Regions from separate parts of the Homo sapiens genome. Here region 2 is linked to region 1. A link is a loop called in an ENCODE intact Hi-C map of the cell type or tissue named here. Cell type or tissue: PC-9. All regions are shown on one strand. Links, peaks and the distances in the headings refer to the core of each region. The heading gives the core; the rest is flanking DNA.

Region 1 (9,191 bases), core at 1-8,000:
GTACTGATTGGGGCCTCCTGAGGGCCAGAGCCTCTGCCCTTGCAAGCCGTCAGGTAAAGCTCAGGTAGAAGGAGAAGGGAGTATTTTCATTTAACCAAGAATAGAACTCCTCGGATTCATATCTTCTTTCTCAGAAGGAGGAAACTACCTCAGCCTCTTGCCCCCAGCCGGTCAGGAAATCCCCGTCTCTGCTGGCGCCTGCACTGGCCTTGAGTCACTGCAGAGAAGTCCTTGATAAGGACTCTTGGACTTTGGGGCTCAAAGCTGTGATAGCCCATGAGCAGGGAAACTCCAGGCTTAGTCCTATCTGGGACCCTCGATGGTACTCACCGGCAGGGGGGCAGGCAGGTGGCTTTGGAAAAAGGATCGATGGGAAAATGCTTTGCCCCTTTCACTTTCCCTCTGAGACTGTTCCAGCTCCTTGACTTTGCTCTGCGATGAGCCCATGCCCCATGGCCTCTCTTATTGAGAGATGACAGCGTGCTGGCAGTCCTCACAGCCCTCGCTCGCTCTCGGCACCTCCTCTGCCTGGGCTCCCACTTTGGCGGCACTTGAGGAGCCCTTCATCCCACCGCTGCACTGTGGGAGCCCCTTTCTGGGCTGGCCAAGGCCAGAGCCGGCTCCCTCAGCTTGAAGGGAGGTGTGGAGGGAGAGGCACGAGCGGGAACTGGGGCTGTGCGCGGCGCTTGCGGGCCAGCTGAACTTTCGGGTGAGCGTGGGCTTGGCGGGTCCCGCACTCGGAGCAGCCGGCCGGCCCTGCCAGCCCCGGGCAATGAGGGACTTAGCACCCGGGCCAGCGGCTGCGGAGGGTGTACTGGGTCCCCCAGCAGTGCCAGCCCACCGGCGCTGCGCTCGATTTCTCACCGGGCCTTAGCTGCCTTCCTGCGGGGCAGGGCTGGGGACCTGCAGCCTGCCATGCCTGAGCCTCCCACCCGCTCCATGGGCTCCTGTGCGGCCTGAGCCTCCCCGACGAGCGCCACCCCCTGCTCCACAGCGCCCAGTCCCATCCACCACCCAAGGGCTGAGGAGTGCGGGCTCACGGCGCCGGACTGGCAGGCAGCTCCACCTGCAGCCCCAGTGCAGGATCCACTGGGTGAAGCCAGCTGGGCTCCTGAGTCTGGTGGGGAGGTGGAAAACCTTTATGTCTAGTTCAGGGATTGTAAATACACCAATCGGCACTCTGTATCTAGCTCAAGGTTTGTAAATACACCAATCAGCACCCTGTGTCTAGCTCAGGGTTTGTGAATGCACCAATCCACACTCTGTATCTAGCTGCTCTGGTGGGGCCTTGGAGAACCTTTATGTCTAGCTCAGGGATTGTAAATACACCAATCGGCACTCTGTATCTACCTCAAGGTTTGTAAATACACCAATCAGCACCCTGTGTCTAGCTCAGGGTTTGTGAATGCACCAATCGACACTCTGTATCTAGCTACTCTGGTGGGGCCTTGGAGAACCTTTGTGTCCACACTGTATCTAGCTAATCTGGTGGGGAGGTGGAGAACCTTTGTGTCTAGCTCAGGGATTGTAAACGCACCAATCAGCACCCTGTCAAAACAGACCACTGGGCTCTACCAATCAGCAGGATGTGGGTGGGGCCAGATAAGAGAATAAAAGCAGGCTGCCCCAGCTAGCAGTGGCAACCCGTTCTGGTCCCCTTTGACACCGTGGGAGCTTTGTTCTTTTGCTCTTTGGGTCCACGCTGCTTTTATTAGCTGTAACGCTTAGTGCGAAGATCTGCAGCTTCACTCCTGAAGCCAGCGAGCCCACGACCCCACCGGGAGGAATGAATGACTCCAGATGTGCTGCTTTAAGAGCTGTAACACTCACCGTGAAGGTCTGCAGCTTCACTCCTGGAGCCAGCGAGCCCATGAGCCCACGGGGAGGAACGAACGACTCCAGACGCGGTGCCTTAAGGGCTGTAACACTCACCGCGAAGGTCTGCAGCTTCACTCCTGAGCCAGCGAGACCACGAACCCACCAGAAGGAAGAAACTCTGAACACGTCGGAACATCAGAAAGAACAAACTCCAGATGCGCCACCTGAAGAGCTGTAAGACTCACCGCGAGGGTCCGCGGCTTCATTCTTGAAGTCAGTGAGACCAAGAACCCACCAGTTCTGGACACATTATCACCTCCTCACCCCAGAGCTGCATACCTGGCTTAGGAGGGACTGTCGAAATGAATTTATCCAGGCCCTCATTTTACAGAGAAGGGAACTGCCGCCAGAGCGAAGTGACTTGCGCAAGATCACATGGCCCAGCCCAGCTTCTTCGCTCCTGAAGCCACCTCATTTCCTCTTCTCAGCATTGTGGTTGGGTCCAAGATGAAGCAGGAGGATGGATTCCTAGATCACTTCTTCCAGTTATAAGTGGTGTTTGCCTGCTGGTGGGTTGATGGATGTCAACAGCTACATTTCCCAGCGATGAGGCCTTAACTCAGGCAATGAATCTCACCCAGCACTGAGACCATCATGGCCGGGTTGGGCTACTAGGAGAGCAGGCATGAATCACTGCCAGAGATCCCGACTCCGGAACTCTGCACTCAGCCCTGAGGCCATGCCACCTTTTCTCCATCTCCCCAGGGAGATCAGGCCGTGGTCTGGGGATGGACCCCTGGGTGCCTGGAGTAAGGGGGTTCATTTAGGCCTGCCTTCTACAAACATCAATTGAGTACCTGCTCTGTACCGGGCACCAGGTGAGGCATTGAGTTTATATCCATTTTTCATACAATTAAAGTCCTGAAAAGTGGCAGGTCATTGAAAATTTCATGTGTCAAAGTGAACTTCTCACAAATTTTTTTTTTGAGGTGTTTTGCTGTCACTCAGGCTGGAGTGCAGTGTTGTGATCTCAGCTCACTGCAACCTCTGCTTCCTGGGTTCAAGTGATTCTCCTGCCTCAGCCTCCCGAGTAGCTGGGACTACAGGCACCCGCCACCACACCAGCTAATTTTTTTTTTTTTGAGACAGAGTCTCGCTCTTTCACACAGGCCGGACTGCAGTGGCGCGATCTCGGCTCGCTGCAAGCTCTGCCTCCCGGGTTCACGCCATTCTCCTGCCTCAGCCCCCTCCCCAAGTAGCTGGGACTACAGGTGCCCGCCACCGCGCCTGGCTAATTTTTTGTATTTTTAGTAGAGACAAGGTTTCACCATGTTAGCCAGGATGGTCTCGATCTCCTGACCTCGTGATCCGCCTGCCTCAGTCTCCCAAAGTGCTGGGATTACAGGTGTGAGCCACCGCGCCCGGCCACACCAGCTAACTTTTGTATTTTTAGTAGAGACAGGGTTTCACTGTGTTGGTCAGGCTGGTCTCGACCTCAGGTGATCCACCTGCCTTGGCCTCCCAAAGTGTTGGGGTTACAGGTGTGAGCCACCGCACCCAGCCAACAAAGAATTTTAAAAAGCAGGAGATACATTCTCATGGTTTGAAAAAGTGGCCAGGCATGATTACATTACAATTAAAGAACTGACAATAGATAAAGAATTTATGAAAAATGAGTATAATAAAAAGTTCATTAATGAAACAAATAATACAAGTCACTGTCTTGGTCCAGTTGAACCATTTACAGCATTAACCCATGAGCATGAGCTCTGGTCTTCCTCTTCTCTGTTAGGTGGATTCTTTCTTAGAAAGGCTTTTTCCTTCATAGGAAAGTTCCAGATCTAGCATTTGATTTAATCCTGGTGGCTCTGCTGGGTCTTGGGCTCTTAACTGCAGGAAGCCTGGGCTGATGCTGGGGACCCATCCTCTTTGTCACAGAGGATCCTAGGGCCACAGTCTTCCTTGGCTTCCTCCTCTGGTCCCACGGTGTTAGTGATCCACATTTTCTACTCAAATGTTCTCACAAAAGGTTTGTAGAGACACACAGAAAACACAGACCTTTACAGAGCAAAGGCCTGTACCGCAGAAATGTCCGTATCTGGTGGTAAATGCGAGGGCAGTGTGAGCTCAGAGGGAGCCTGTTGAATGCCGGTGTCAGGGCCCTGCGCTGCTGGCGAGCTCCCTCAGTGACACCTCGGCCCTCAAAGGACCTCGGTGGGAACTAAGCCACCAATGGGACAGCCCCAGAACTTGAGTGAGGAGTTTAAAGCAGGTTGTTCTGAAACCAGTATATGCAACTCAGAAATATTTTAATCGTGATCTTGATTTTTTTAAAGTCCCGAATCCTTTTGAGTTAATTGCTCATATACTGGGGATGGGGAGTGATGGTGAGTAAACAAAGGGGAATAGGGCCCTGGCTTGGAAAGTTTGCACAGAAGTAGGGGAAACAGATGTAGCTGATGAGCAAACCATTGCAGTCCCCAGGGAGAGATGACGTGAGAAGTGTGCCTATTGGGGACAGTACTGGACAAAGTGGTGCTAGTGAATTCGGCTTGAGAGGCACCAGGGAGAGTTTCCCTCCGGAGAATCACAGGCTTCTGCTCTCTTTTTCCAACTTCCCTTTTGCAGGGCTGAGGTCTGGAAGCACAGTGGGGCTGTGGGCCTTCTGATCCTTGAGGGGGTCAGGGAGACTGCACGGGAAATGGGATTCTGGGCTGTGGGCTTCTCTCCACGGAAAGGCCTGCAGTTTAAAACCATGTCCACTAGGTGGTGCAAAAGCCTCTTTTTGTGTTAGTGTGGGGCCGGGCGGTGGCTGACTGAATGTTCTATGGACAGCAAGCCTGCCTTCTCTCACGGGGAGATGTGTACTCTCCAGCTCAGGCATGCTCTGTAAGTAGACATCCAGGCCCTGCTTGAACACCTCCAGTGACGGGGAACTCACACCTCCAGGGGGCAAAGTAAGTAGCAGGGGTGGGGGTGGAATTGAGGGGCACCATAAGCCAGCTGTCCGTTGATAGCATCAGCCTCCTCTCCTAACCCACAGGCCACTGGTTTCTGCAATTCCTATTTTCCCATTCTCTTTATTGGGAATAACTTCTTATCTCCTCTTCTTATGATCACTTTATCCTTGAGTAGTTTGTCAGCAGGGGCCTAGATGAGGCCTCTTACAGATCTGGGACATCTGCTAGGGGCATGTCAGAGCCTCTCTACCCTCACCCTACCCATGTAGACCTGATTAGGAATCAAAAAGACTGGCCGGGTGCAGTGGCTCATGCCTGTAATCCCAGCACTTTGGGAGGCCGAGGCGGGCGGATTACGAGGTCAAGAAATCGAGACCATCCTGGCCAACATGGTGAAACTCCGTCTCTACTAAAAATAAAAAAATTAGCTGGGCATGGTGGCACATGCCTGTAGTCCCAGCTACTTGGGAGGCTGAGGCAGGAGAATCACTTGAACCCGGGAGGTGGAGGCAGTGAGCCGAGATCGCGCCACTCACTCCAGCCTGGCATCAGAGTGAGACTCGGTCTCAAAAGAAAAAAAAAAAGGACTGAGGCTTCCTTAGTTTTCTACTGGCTTTAGTTACACCACCCTTCTAGGACTCACTTTCTACTTTTGTAAAATGAAAGACAACATCCTTTGCCCTGCTTAGCACATGGAGTTGAGAAATTTCAAATGAAATAATGCATTCATTTATTTAACATTCATTGAGCACCTACTGTAGGTTAAGCACTGTCTAGAAACAGGAATATTGTGGTGACCAGAACAGATAAATAAACAAATCAATACAGAATAAAATGGCAGGTGGTGATATGTACTATGAAGGAAAATAAAATAGAATCAAGTGAGAGGGGCCAAATTTAAATTGAGCTGTCAGAGATGTAAAAAACATGTGTAAGCAGGAACAAATCATCTTTACCTATGTCACTTTCTCTCCTGTAGTAGACTGTCCCCTTTCTTTCTTTTTTCTTTTTTTCTTTTTTCTTTTTTTTTTTGAGACTGAGTTTCGCTCTTGTTACCCAGGCTGGAGAGCAATGGTGCAATCTTGGCTCACCGCAACCTCCGCCTCCTAGGTTCAAGTGGTCCTCCTGCCTCAGCCTCCTGAGTAGCTGGGATCACAGGCGTGCACCACCACACCTGGCTAATTTTTGTATTTTTAGTAGAGACAGGGTTTCTCCATGTTGGTCAGGCTGGTCTTGAACTCTCGACCTCAGGTGATTTGCCCACCTTGGCCTCCCAAAGTGCTGGGATTATAGGTGTGAGCCACTTCGCCCAGCCTGTCCATCCCCTTTCTGTTTAATCTGCAGGTCACACCATGAAAGATGGACACTGTTGTTAGTTTGTTATGTGCAACCCAATGCAATCTTAATGGATATGAATAATGTAGACAGGCTGGGTGGAGAAGACCATCTTGGCCTAGAGCTGCCCCTCTCCCATCCTCTTCCTTTGGGGGAGCCATCAGCTAAGACCGAGATCACAAAGTCTCCTGAATAGACCTCAGTTCTCTAGATCTGGCCCATCTAAACATCCTAACTCAAGGAAGCACGGTGTATTGTTGAAAGTGCTCTGGCTGGAAAGCCCCAGAGTTCTAAATATGGCTCTTAAAATTCCAGCAATTCTGAGCAGGAAGAGCTTTCCCCTCAGTCACATGATCATATGCTCCAGCCAGTGACAAGCTCAGGTTCTCGACCTGTGGTGTGGGGTGGGGAGTACATATCAGATTCTCAGGGGACAGCTGATTGTGGGTGGCTGAACGTGGCGTGCAAATCTCTAGAGAGCTTCTAAAGCACCAACAAAGGCACTTTCTTCTCCACCACCCCCACAAGGGTCAGTGAGCTGACCCAGTGTTAGGGTTTGGGGGATGGGGAAACTGAACATCAGGGGGACCTTGAGATTCTGGGATTCTGGGCTTTCAGCCAGGGACCCTTCCAACCTTAGGAACAGAATATGCCAACTCTAGCCCTCTGCAAACTCTAAAGTGATTTGCAATAAGAACATTATTTTTTCCTGACTGACCAGTGAGTAATTTACCAAGCTGGGTCTTGATTGGCCACCAAAAGAAAAAAGGGCCTTTGACAAAGCAGGAGACCTGAACTAGAGCCAGCAGCAGAAGGCCCCCAGTGAAATGACAGAAACAAAAGCTTGGCAGCTCAACCACATCTTTATTTTGAGCAAGATGAAGTGCCTTTCTGACAATGCAAATTAATTCACCCAGCTTTTAAGTGAGGAAGACATGTCCAGATCAAAGTCCAGCTTCCCTTCTAAGGAGGCCAGCCCTACGTCATCTGCAGCTACTGTATCAGTTAGAGTCATGCTGGCCATAGCATCTCAACTGAAATCTCAGTGGCTTGATGTGATAGACATTCATTTTCTTGGCCACATAAAGCTTGGTTCATGGGTGGGGAGGGATCTTCCCCATGAAGTCATCTGGGGACCCAGGCTGATGGAGGTTGTACTGTCTCCTTCATGTGGTTTCTGTATGGGGGATTGACACCCAGCCCGCAGGTAGGGAGGAGAAAGCGTGAAGGATTGGGGAGGTGTTTTTTTGTTTGTTTTTGTTTTTGTTTTTGAGACAGAATCTCACTCTGTCACCTGGGCTGGAGTGCAGTGGTACAATTTTGGCTCACTGCAACCTCCACCTACCAGGTTCAAGTGATTCTCATGCCTCAGCCTCCCGAGTAGCTGGGATTACAGGTGTGTGCCACCAAACTTGGCTAATTTTTTATATTTTTAGTAGAGATAGGGTTTTTCCATGTTGGCCAGGCTGGTCTCGAACTTCTGACCTCAGGTGATCTGCCTGCCTTGACCTCCCAAAGTGCTGGGATTACAGGCATGAGCCAGCGCACGTGGCCGGGGAGGTGTTCTTATGGGAGGCGCCCATCATTTCTGCCCATATTTGTTGTCAGAACTCAGGCTTGTGATATTCCACCTATATTCCTTGCTCCTTTTGAGTGACTTTTCCTCTTATTTACACCATTCTCCACCCCTCTTCATCCTGCTCTGTGGCCAGGAGACTGTCCTGTATGGATTGCCCCAGTGGGCTTCCTGTCCTCTGGCTCCTGGTTGGTTTTAGTCAAGAAACTCTCTGGTCGGAGATTGCCAAGGTATTTTATTTCTCTAGTCCCTCCCTGCTGGCTCCCACAGGTTGGCTGTGTTCTCCTACTTAAGGCTGCAGCTTCTGTGCGCTGCCCTCTCTGTGCAGCCATATCCTTTCCAAGCTGTGTCACTGCTCCTTCCCCTGGACCTTTTAGGCTTTCAGTTGAAATCTGTTCAACTGACATTCAGCAGCCCTCTCAGTGGCAAATGGTATCTTGATTTTCCTGAGATACCTGGCTCCCTACATGTAGATTAAAACATAGGTTTCTCCTTGTGGATCCAAAAAAAAGAGATAATTTGTAATGCACTGTCTGCCATATATCTTCTCCCAACTTCCCATCAAAACTCCATGCTGGCTTCCAATCCTTTACAGCTGCTTCTTTGCGTTATGGCATAGAACTTTGATGAATTAACCTGTGATGATGTTTTCACGGGTGGTGATGGGGTCCCGCAAATTTCCCTCCATAGTGTATCTCCACTTGATACACACATCTTCACAGGACAATGCCTTAATCCTTAGGAGAGACTGGCTGTGAAGTAATGCAGGTGTCAGCCCAGCATTCCATCTACCATCCTCCTGGTAATAACTTTGTCTCTGGGAGTAACTCTTTTCCTACTCCATCACAGTGTCCTGCCCCCAGCAGTTGGGGAGGGCCCTGTAGCCCAGGCTGGGCCATTAAGAGAAGCCCATTTCCGTGGCCACAGCAACTGGTCCAGATGGTGCATGATCCAGGATAGGCCAATCAGGGTCCTTCCCTGGGATTTCTCTTTCTGTGTCTGGCTGGGAAGTTACCCCAAGCTAGTGGCAGCTGTGTCTTCTGCCATGAGGGGACACCAGAGGGGCAGAAAGGTGAGGTGAAGTCCCTGGAGGGTCTGGTCTCCACTTCTAATCTTGGGGCTCTCGGAGCTGTCATGATCCCTGCAGATCTTTCTTCAATTCTTTTTAAAAAATTGATATATAATAGTTGTATATATGTTTGGGATACGTGTGTTTGTTTGTGTTTTTTTTTGTTTTTTTTTTTTTTTTGAGACAGGGTCTCACTCTTTTACCCAGGCTGGAGTGCAATGGTGCCATCATTGCTCATCATTGTTTCACTGTGTTGCCTAGGCTGGTCTCAAAACTCCTGAGCTCAATGCAATCCACCTGCCTTGGCTTCCCAAAGAGAAGGGATTACAGGCGTGAGCCACTGTGCCCAGCCACATGTGAAATTTTGATAGCTGTAATTGCTTCAATTCTTTGACAATCCCAATAGCTTTCGAATACATCTCCTTTTCACTTA
Region 2 (9,191 bases), core at 834-8,833, 140 kb after region 1:
ACAGCACCACTGGCACAGACCCCTGGCGTGCCCCTCAGCCCCCTCACAGCAGCACCCACTAACCAGGTGCGCTTGTTGTCAAAGAAGAGGACAAGGAAGAGCTTCTCTCCAGCCTCTGCCTGTTTCTGCTCTCCCAGCTTCAGCACGTCCAGCGGGGGGACAGGGATGGGAACGCCATTGTGCAGGAGGCCCTCCCGGGGCATCTTGGGATCGATGATCTGGAGGCAGAATAGAAGATGGGCACTCAGTGAGGGAGGCCAGGGTGAGCAGTGCCCCTGCTGCAGGACCAACTGCTGAAGCACCCACACCAGGGGAGTATCAGGCCTGAGTGGGATATCTTTGATGTCCAGACCAGACAGGCAAACCCCTTCCTCCAATGTCCCTTAGGACAGAAGAGTAGAGGTCACTTTTTTTTTCCTGTCAATTTCCCCTTAGTACCTTTGCAATTCACCTCAAATGTTTGGGGGCCTTCCCTAGGTACCACGGCTATGAAGAAGGCTTTGCATCGGGAAGGCCATCCAGTTGGTTCTAACGAGGTCTCTGGTTACCCACTACCTTCCTGTCTGACTACAATCCTTCCTGATACATGGACCAGATATATTTGTGACACCTCCATGGTAAGATCAGAGAGGAGGCTCAGTGTATAGCTAGAGAATGAGCTTGGAGGTTGATGGAGAGGGGGGTATGATGTGGGTGGAAACAAGGGCCACTGGAGGCATTAATCCTTGAGGCAATAAGCTCCACAAGGGCAGCAGCTGGGCCCTTCTCCTTCAGGTTTGCTTCTGGCATCCAGCCCCACCTTGCCTGGCTCAGAGACGGCAGGTGCTCAGCAAAATGCCTGGCAGCATCAACACAACAATCAAAATCCAGGTCTAGGGAGCACTTTCAAAGTTTCCAAAGCTCCTAATTATTCACACATCATCTCATTTCAATCTCTTGCTGATGCTGAGAAGTCTGCTAACAGGTGTTAGCTGACAAGAGGAAAACACCAAGCACAGAAGCAGAATGTAGCTGGCTAAAACCACATTGGTACTAAAACCAAACAAGGCTTGGGCCTCCACAGCCCACTGCCTCCTACACAGCCCCTGCTTCCAGAGCAGACAGCTAATAGCTCTGGGAGCAAAGACTAGGAACTTACTGAGGAAGCAGCCTTCTCCAGAGACAGAGCAATCTTACTTCCTATACGCTGTCCCAGTGGGCCCCTTCTTACAATAAACTGCTCTCATTATTTACCTTTGCTTGTCTGCCAATTTCACTACATCCCTCTCAAGATAAGCAGCTGAAAGCAGCTGTTCTGGTTAGGAGTTTACTCTAAGGAAGAACCACCTTACCCCACCCACCAGGTGTGTAATTTGATCAAAACTCTCTCTCCCAGCCTGTCTGTCCCTCCTGGGATTGAAGTAAAGGGTCTTAAGGAGAACCACCATACAAGCCCTTGTAAGCTTCCTTGATTACCAAACAAGACAGTGAGGCTACTCTGATATGTTTCCTCTTGACTAAGGCATGCTGGTTCCTGCCTTGGAACCCAGGGTGCTTGCAGAGGGTAGATTGTGAAAAATTTCCCCTGAGGGCAAAAGCAAGGTGGGTAAGTCTGCCAACTGAGGACAGCTTTTGTGTCCCAAAATAATAAATGGTCCATTCATTCAATGAATACTATGCAAATGTAAAACAACATGGTAACAAAGTTTGTGATAAAACTTAACATATGTGTACATACACTATTATTACAACTATAATATGAATATGCGAACAATAAATAGAACGATACAAAATGCTTGGAGTCAACATTAGAATGGTGGGGTTTGTGTTTTTTCGCCTCTATTTTTCCAAACTTCTATAATGCAGTATATTACTCTTACAAACAAAAACAAAAACAAAAACAAGAAAAAATGTTTAAAAGACAAGAAAAAAAAGACAAGAGCCAGAAAAAATTAAAAACTTTATATCCACTATTTATGGATGCAAATACATACTGAAGAATGCATAGGAAAAAGACTAGGAGAGCATACACCAAAATAAAAACACAGGTTGTGTTCAGGTGGTGGCTGAATTTCTTTAATCATGACAAAATGTATAATTAAGAGGGTAATTAAAAAAAAGACGAGTTTTAGACTAGTTTTTTTGCATTGTGAGGTATTCTGTCTGTTTGTTTTTTAAATCCAAACCTGCACAGCTTAATCACTTCTTTAATGACTGAGCTGGGAGTCCTGCGGTTTCACCGCTGGCAGGGCAGAGAGCCCTGTGAAGGCAGGCAGCCCCAGGCCCTAACTCTTCAGCTGCTAGGTCACAGTATGGATTTTCCCCACCTGCTACTGCTAAGGAGGGAGTAGAGTAGGCAACATGGTTTCCAATATGGTTCCAACAAACTGTATTAATACAACCTCTTTGAGCTATAATTTCCTTATCTGACCAAACAGGATCAGAATTCCTCCTCTCCTTATCTTAAAAGGCTGCTGTTAAAAGTTGCAGATATGAAGGGGCTAGGAGAAACCCAGAGTCCTGTATACATGTAAGAGGCTGGTGGGGTGGTTCCCAACCCTGGCTACAGATCATCTAGGATGTTTTCTAAAAAATATTGATGCCTCAGTCTGGCCTCAGAGAGTCTAATTTGATAGCGCTGGGGTGGAGGTGACTTGATATGGGTATTGTTTTAAAAATTTCCACAGATTATTCTGACATGCCCCAAAGGTTTAGTATCAGTGGTATCTTCCAGAGCTAGGTGGACACTACCTCCCCAACTGAGAAAGAGTTCAGAAATAACAATCAAGGTGGTAAAAATTGAATTTTTAACTGCTACTACTATGACAGAAATGAAAAGTTTAGTTACTGCTGGTGTGAGTATAAACCAAAATGAACTTCCAGCAACTTGGCAACTTGTATCAGAATTCTGCATAGACTTTGCCCCAAGAAGGGACTCCTAAGAATTCACTGTAAGGAAATAATCATGGATGTGCACAAGGGTAAAACTACAATGATGTTTATTGCCAACTGTTTATCATAGTGAAAAATTCAAAACAATGTAAGTGACCAACTAGGGAATGGTTAAAATATGGTACATGCATACAACTGAAGACGATGCAATCATTAAAAGTGATGTTGATGAAGAATGTTTAATGGCATAAGATGTGCATGTTCATGATATGCTGTTAAGTGAAAGGGAGGCTAAAAGCAATATGGTCTCATATATATGCATATTTATACATTTTTTGTAAAAGAGTAAGTGGATATACACCCCAAGTTATCCCTGCAGGACTGTGGATGATTTTGAACTCAGTGGCTCAGAACACAGGCTTTGACATCACACATTTTAAGCCCTGGGCTCAAATTCCAACCCTGTCATTTATTAGCTGAATGACCACAAATCATCAGTTTTCTTCTTACAAAATGTAATAATCATACTTTCCTCAGTATTTCAAGGACTTAGCATGACAAATATTTAATAAAACGTCTAAGCATTATCAGTAGCTTTAAAGATTCTCTAAAATGGGCCCTGTTACTTTTATGCATAAGGAAATAAATAAATGCTATTAAAACTCTAAGAACCCTGGCCTTGATCTGCATACTTTTAGCCTATTTTTAGTGCTCCAAGCTGGGAGCCTTGCTAGTTTGACCCACTCAGGCTGGGGCAAAACCCCCCTCCCCTCTACAGCTAAAGACACTCTGACTCCCACCACACTCTGCTGGCTTAATCCAATCAGATTAGCCCCCAAGGCAAGGCAGGGGAGATAGGAGGGTGGCGTCTGGGGCAGACTCACCAAGGCAGGGTAGGAGGGGTAGCCTCGGCACTTGGCCCACACCAGCTCCAAGGGCTCCAGGTCTCCGCGGTCTTCAAAGGGCAGCAGGAGGCTTCTGCCTGGGGGTGGGGGAGGGGAGGAGACAGCACCCAAAGGGGACTTGGAATGGTGCCCAAAAGGCCTGCCTGTGGCCTCCACTTGACTGGGGCAACCCAGGAATGAGTCACAACATCCCCTCCACCCTTCCTTTTCCCTCTCCTTTCCTTAGAAGTTAGACTGGATCAGGGGTCAGCAAACTAGTTCTGTAAAGGGCCAAATAGTAAATATTTTAGCTTCTGTGGGCAACACGGCCTCTGTTGCAATTACTCAACACTGCTGTTGTTATAGCATGAAAGCAGCCACACACACAATCTATAAATGAATGAGCATGGCTATGTCCCAATAAAACTTTATTTTTTGGACACTGAAATTTGAATTTCATGTAATTTTCATGTTATGAAATATCATTCTTCTTTTGATTTTCTTTTCAATCATTTCAAAATGTAAAAACCATTTTTGGCCCATGGACCATACAAAAATAGGCTACAGGCCATAGTTTACCGACCTCTGAACTAGAACCCTAAGACAGCTTTCCCTGGAAAAATGTTAACTGCTTCATCCTCATGGCCTTAGGGAGAAGGGCCATAATCCAGCTTGGGCAATGCCACATACTGCTCTCTGGGCCTCCCTGAGTGCGGAGTCCTCATGATGGAGGCTTCATGGACAAAGATGCCAGGGAAGACATCCTGGTAAAATTACTTGCTAACTGAGTTATTTTCTGACAGGGTCACACCTAGCCATCTAGGACACCTGGATGCACGGCACTCAGCAGAGCTAAGCAGTCTGCAAGTCCTTCACATGCCTTCTTTTGTCAGAAATGAGACTGGGTATCCCTGGAGCAGGCACTGCATCCTTTCATCTTACTTTGCTCTGCACTCAACGCACTAACACATGTGAATGAGTGCTTCACAGATGCTTCTGAACACACAGAAGAACCACTCTTTCCCTCCCCACATCTATACACTGGAATGGGCAGGTGACCACACTCAACCAAGGAAAAAAGTCCAAATCTAACAGGGTGGAAATTGTTATTTCTAAGGAAATATTACTACCTCACTTTTTAAAAAATTTTATTTATTTATTTTTTTGTAGAGATAGGATCTCACTATGTTGCCCAGGCTGGTCTCAAACTCCTGGCTTCAAGCAACCCTCCCACCTTGGCTTCCCAAAGTGCTGGAATTACAGGCATGAGCTACTGTGCTTAACTCCACTTGTAATTTTTAAAAATGTATTAAAATTATAAGATACTATTTTGCACCTATTGAATCAATAGCAGTAACAATAAAAAGATAAAATCCAATACCAAAGAGGTAGACTGAGTAGAAACTGGTGCAATCACATACTACTGATGCAATTACAGACCAAACCCATCCTTATGGAATGTAATTTGGCAGTATGTCTGAAGAGCCATTTAAAAAATGTATGAACCACCTGTTCCAGTAAATTCCTTCCCTGGGAATTTATTCTGAGAAAAATAACTTTAAAGATGAATAAAAGGATTTTAAACAAAAATATGGGTTCACTACATTACATATAATGCTAAAAGCCGGAAACAACCCAAATGCCTAACAATAGAATGGTTAAGTAAATTATAATGCATTGTTAGATACACTGTTCCAATAATATGAGATATATAAAGATTATGTGTCAACATGAAGAAAGTACAAAAAAAAATTGAAAAAAGTAGAATACAAAAGTGCATGTGTTTGGGTCAGCATTTTGTTAAAAATGTGCCTGAAATAAACAGAAGGCAACACAGAAAAATGAAGACAATCATGTTACAGTGATGGAACTATGGGAGGTCAATATCCTTTGGCGTAATTTTAGTAAGCATGTGGTTTTAAAAGTAAGAATAAGATGTCACCACCAGAAGCACAAAGTGTGCCAATCCACTCCTGGCTTTGTGTGAGATGCTGTACAAATTCATTTAGACATGAGCCTGACCTTTTGGGAACTGACAGTTACAGAAAGCAATGAAACACACAGGCATGCATTCATCAACACACATACGAGAAAGAAACTGATGCTAAGGGAAAATAAAGCAGTTGGGTAAAGGAACGAAGGAAGAGAAGCCCTGCAGCCTGTGTGTTAGATGGACACTTCAAAGACAGGGCATCCAGGGAGCACACACCCCTGTATAGCAGGGCTGGACAGAGATGAGCTCAGAGAACAGCCTGCTCTGCACCTGTCCCACCTAAGCACCACCCCAGGCCTCTCCCCCAGGTCCTGCCCTGCCCTTTATTCCTTTTATCCAAGGAGACAAGGCCCATAAAACTACAGGGTTATGTATGTGCGAGATTCAGTGATACAGGCTATCACTGATAACGTTTGTGAATGGGGACAGGCAGTATCCATGAAAACTACAAACACACACTTCCTTCAATTCAGTAATTCCACTTCTATAGATAGGCTCCCTATGGATATAAAATTATCTATGCATAAGGTTGCTCACTGCAACACTGGTTACGATAATAAATGAAAACAATCTAAACGTCCATCTTTTAGAGGACTGGCTAAGCAAATGATAGCATTCCTATATAATGGGACACTGGGAAGCCAATAAAAAGCACAGAAGGATCTCCAAGATATATTATTAGCTGGAAAAAAAGGAATGGTTTAGAGGAACATGTGCATATTAGGCTTCTCCACTCACTCTCTTAATTATTCATGCAAGTTTTGGCTTGTATACATATGGATTACCTCTGGAAAGATATAAAAGAAAATGCTAGCAGTTGATGTTCCAGGGAGGGGAGTGCTAGCTTTCATTATACACTCTTTTGTACCTTTTTGATTTTTATTACTATGGGCATGTACAACCTATTCAAATTTAAGATGCAATTAAAAAAAAAAAAAGAGTATGATTGGCCTGGGAGAGTGCCATCTCCCTGCCCAAGGGCCCAAGAGTTTGGGGGAGCTCAAGGACTGGCTGCCTGGTACGGAGCCCCAGCAGTGCAGCAGCCTGAAGAGCTGGCTCCTCAGAAGGCCTGGCCCCCTCAGTTCTGCCTGAACACTGCTCCTCACCTGAGCCATTGTAGTCAGAGTCTCCGTTCACACCTTCCAGGAAGGGCACTCGAGACAGGGCTGGCTTCCCACGGCTGCGTTTGGGGGGCGTCAGACCACTGCACACAGAGCAGGGAGAGAGGGGTGAAATGAGCAATTTCAATGACTAAAACGCCGACTCCCCTTCTCCCCTCTCCCCTCTCTGACAGGAGTGGAGCTGCAAAAACTCTTCAGGGAGGACAGTTTCTCACCTTCCCCTAAAAACTCACACTAACCCATGTTTTTGACTGAAAAGTTCCCATGAGGTTTTGAGGAACCATTTCATCTACATGGAAGGACTGAACCTGGAAGGAGTTGCTCAGTTCCCTGCTCAGGAACCTTGGACTTCATCCAAAGGAAAGGTCACACCAGTCATTTGTCAATCCTTCCAGCGTCTAAGCAGCTTTGCCATGACAGGGGCCATCTTACATCTGCCCAGAATTCTTTGCTCTGGTTCACATCGCTTTTCTTTAGAAACCAATTTATTTTTGAGATTCAAAAATTTGCCTCTTTGCCAAATTTTCTAAAGTGGACATGTCATACTTCCTTAATTAGAAAAGACATTTTTAAATTGGAAAAAAAAATGCACTTCTCACTTCCAAATGGTTTATGTGTGAAGTTTTTCTTGGATAGAGAGAAGTGGATTTTTTAAAGTAAAAAGTGGGCTGGGTGTGGTGGCTCACGCCTGTAATCCCAACACTTTGGGAGGCTGAGCTGGGCAGATCACGAGGTCAGAAGATCGAGACCACCCTGGCCAACATGGTGAAACCTCATCTCTACTAAAAATACACAAATTAGCTGGCCGTGGTGGCACGTGTCTGTACTCCCAGCTACTCAGGAGGCTGAGGCAGGAGAATCACTTGAACCAGGGAGTTGGAGGTTGCAGTGACCCAAGATCATGCTACTGCACTCCAGCCTGGCGACAGAGCAAGACTCCATCTCAAAAAAAAAAAAAAAAAAAAAAAAGTAGACCAATTTTTGTTTCATGACTATTGCAAAGAGGCAAAATGTATATTACACAAAGACTAAAAAGTGATAAGCAAAAATTAGAATGGCAATACCAAAGCAATGTTGCAACTGAAGCCCACCCGGGCATCATCAGTATTTTCAAATTGTTCCCCATACAATTCTAATGTACACCGTAGCTTCTGGGCAAAAATGATATGGCTAGCACTTTTTTCCATCCAAACTTCAAAAAATAATATTACTCCTATATAACTTTAAATTTTCTCACTAAAAAATGCTTAAAGAATAGGTCATCAATCTGCAGAAAAGCAGAAATGCTTAAAGAAACCCCTAGTGGGATAAGAAACAGCCAGGAGTAGGGACTGGTTGGAGAGTAGGGTACTCCCGTTTTACTGAATCAGAACTGACTTTATCAGGAACGTATGCTAAGAAAACTTTGCTTAACCAAAACCCAATGAATCATAATTTTTCAGTAACCTGTAGTTAGGTTGGTAGTTTTTATTGCTAGTCAAAATAGAAACTGTTTGGGAAAAAACAAAAAATACCCAGTTTACATTTAGGATTTAGTTCCCATTTACCCTATAAAAATCTGCCAACATATTAGAGAAATTGAGGCCTTGTACAAATGTAAAGTGCTAGTAATTTTATCAGGAAAGCCTCTCAAAGTTCACGTCAAGATGAGAAAAAGAAAAACAAATCAAAGTTCACATCAAGAATCTGGGGAGACATCTTCAAATACAACAGAAGACAGCACAGCAAAGTAGTTAAGAAATTAAACTCTTGGAGCCTATCTGGGTTCAAAACCCAGCTCTTGTTATCAGTTCTGTAACCTTCAGCAAGTTACTTAACTTCTCCGAGGCTTACACTCCCCATGTGTTGTTGTAAGGATTAATGAACGAACACACATAAAACTCTCAGTACAGCACATACCATGCAGTCAATAAACACAGCTGTAGTTATTGTCATACGAAGGATAGTAAATTTTAATGTCTTACTTAAAGTATTACAAACTGCTAATACTGTACTATAGAATGATGAGCTCTGAGAAGGATGAGCTCAATAAAATAGGATGCAACACCAAAAATAGGTCTGTATGTTCCTGATTTGTAGAAAAAAGCACAACTGACTCAATCATGGCCTGCATTTCAGCCCTTTCTCCAAGTTACCCCAGCCTAAGCAGACAACCCAACCTACAGTTATCTTATTTACTGGTTTAACATCCATATCCATGAGAACAGACACCTTAGAAGATAATCTTCATGAGAACAGGCACCTTAGTGCTTAGAACAGTACCTGGCATACAGTAGGTGTTCAGTTATCAATATTTGAATGAGTGATCTATAGAAAGCACAT

What was found. A loop is a pair of places that touch in the nucleus more often than their neighbours do. Peaks named below come from ENCODE experiments on the same cell type or tissue, not always from the same donor. Only the 100,000 strongest peaks of a DNase experiment are listed, where the experiment ranks them.
Region 2: it touches region 1 in a loop (3-fold over the local background); 2 of 110 quality-filtered maps call a loop at or near these places.

Annotation. Positions count from the first base shown.
Region 1 is chr6:36,356,071-36,365,261 of GRCh38, reverse strand. It overlaps a transcript of ETV7 not described here. Among named protein-coding and RNA genes, the nearest start is that of BNIP5, 24 kb to the right of the region's middle. RefSeq lists an enhancer at 4,019-4,178. In PC-9, for the core only: CTCF peaks have their summits at 4,349 and 4,549 (motif pointing right); no DNase peak of the experiment used is centred there.
Region 2 is chr6:36,219,929-36,229,119 of GRCh38, reverse strand. BRPF3 (bromodomain and PHD finger containing 3) reads right to left here. Exons shown (of 13, transcript NM_015695.3): 10 at 6,855-6,952; 11 at 3,756-3,853; 12 at 64-218. Among named protein-coding and RNA genes, the nearest start is that of BRPF3-AS1, 27 kb to the right of the region's middle. In PC-9, for the core only: no CTCF peak of the experiment used is centred there; DNase peaks (open chromatin) are centred at 1,509 and 3,989; H3K4me3 peaks cover 522 bases; H3K27ac peaks cover 3,558 bases.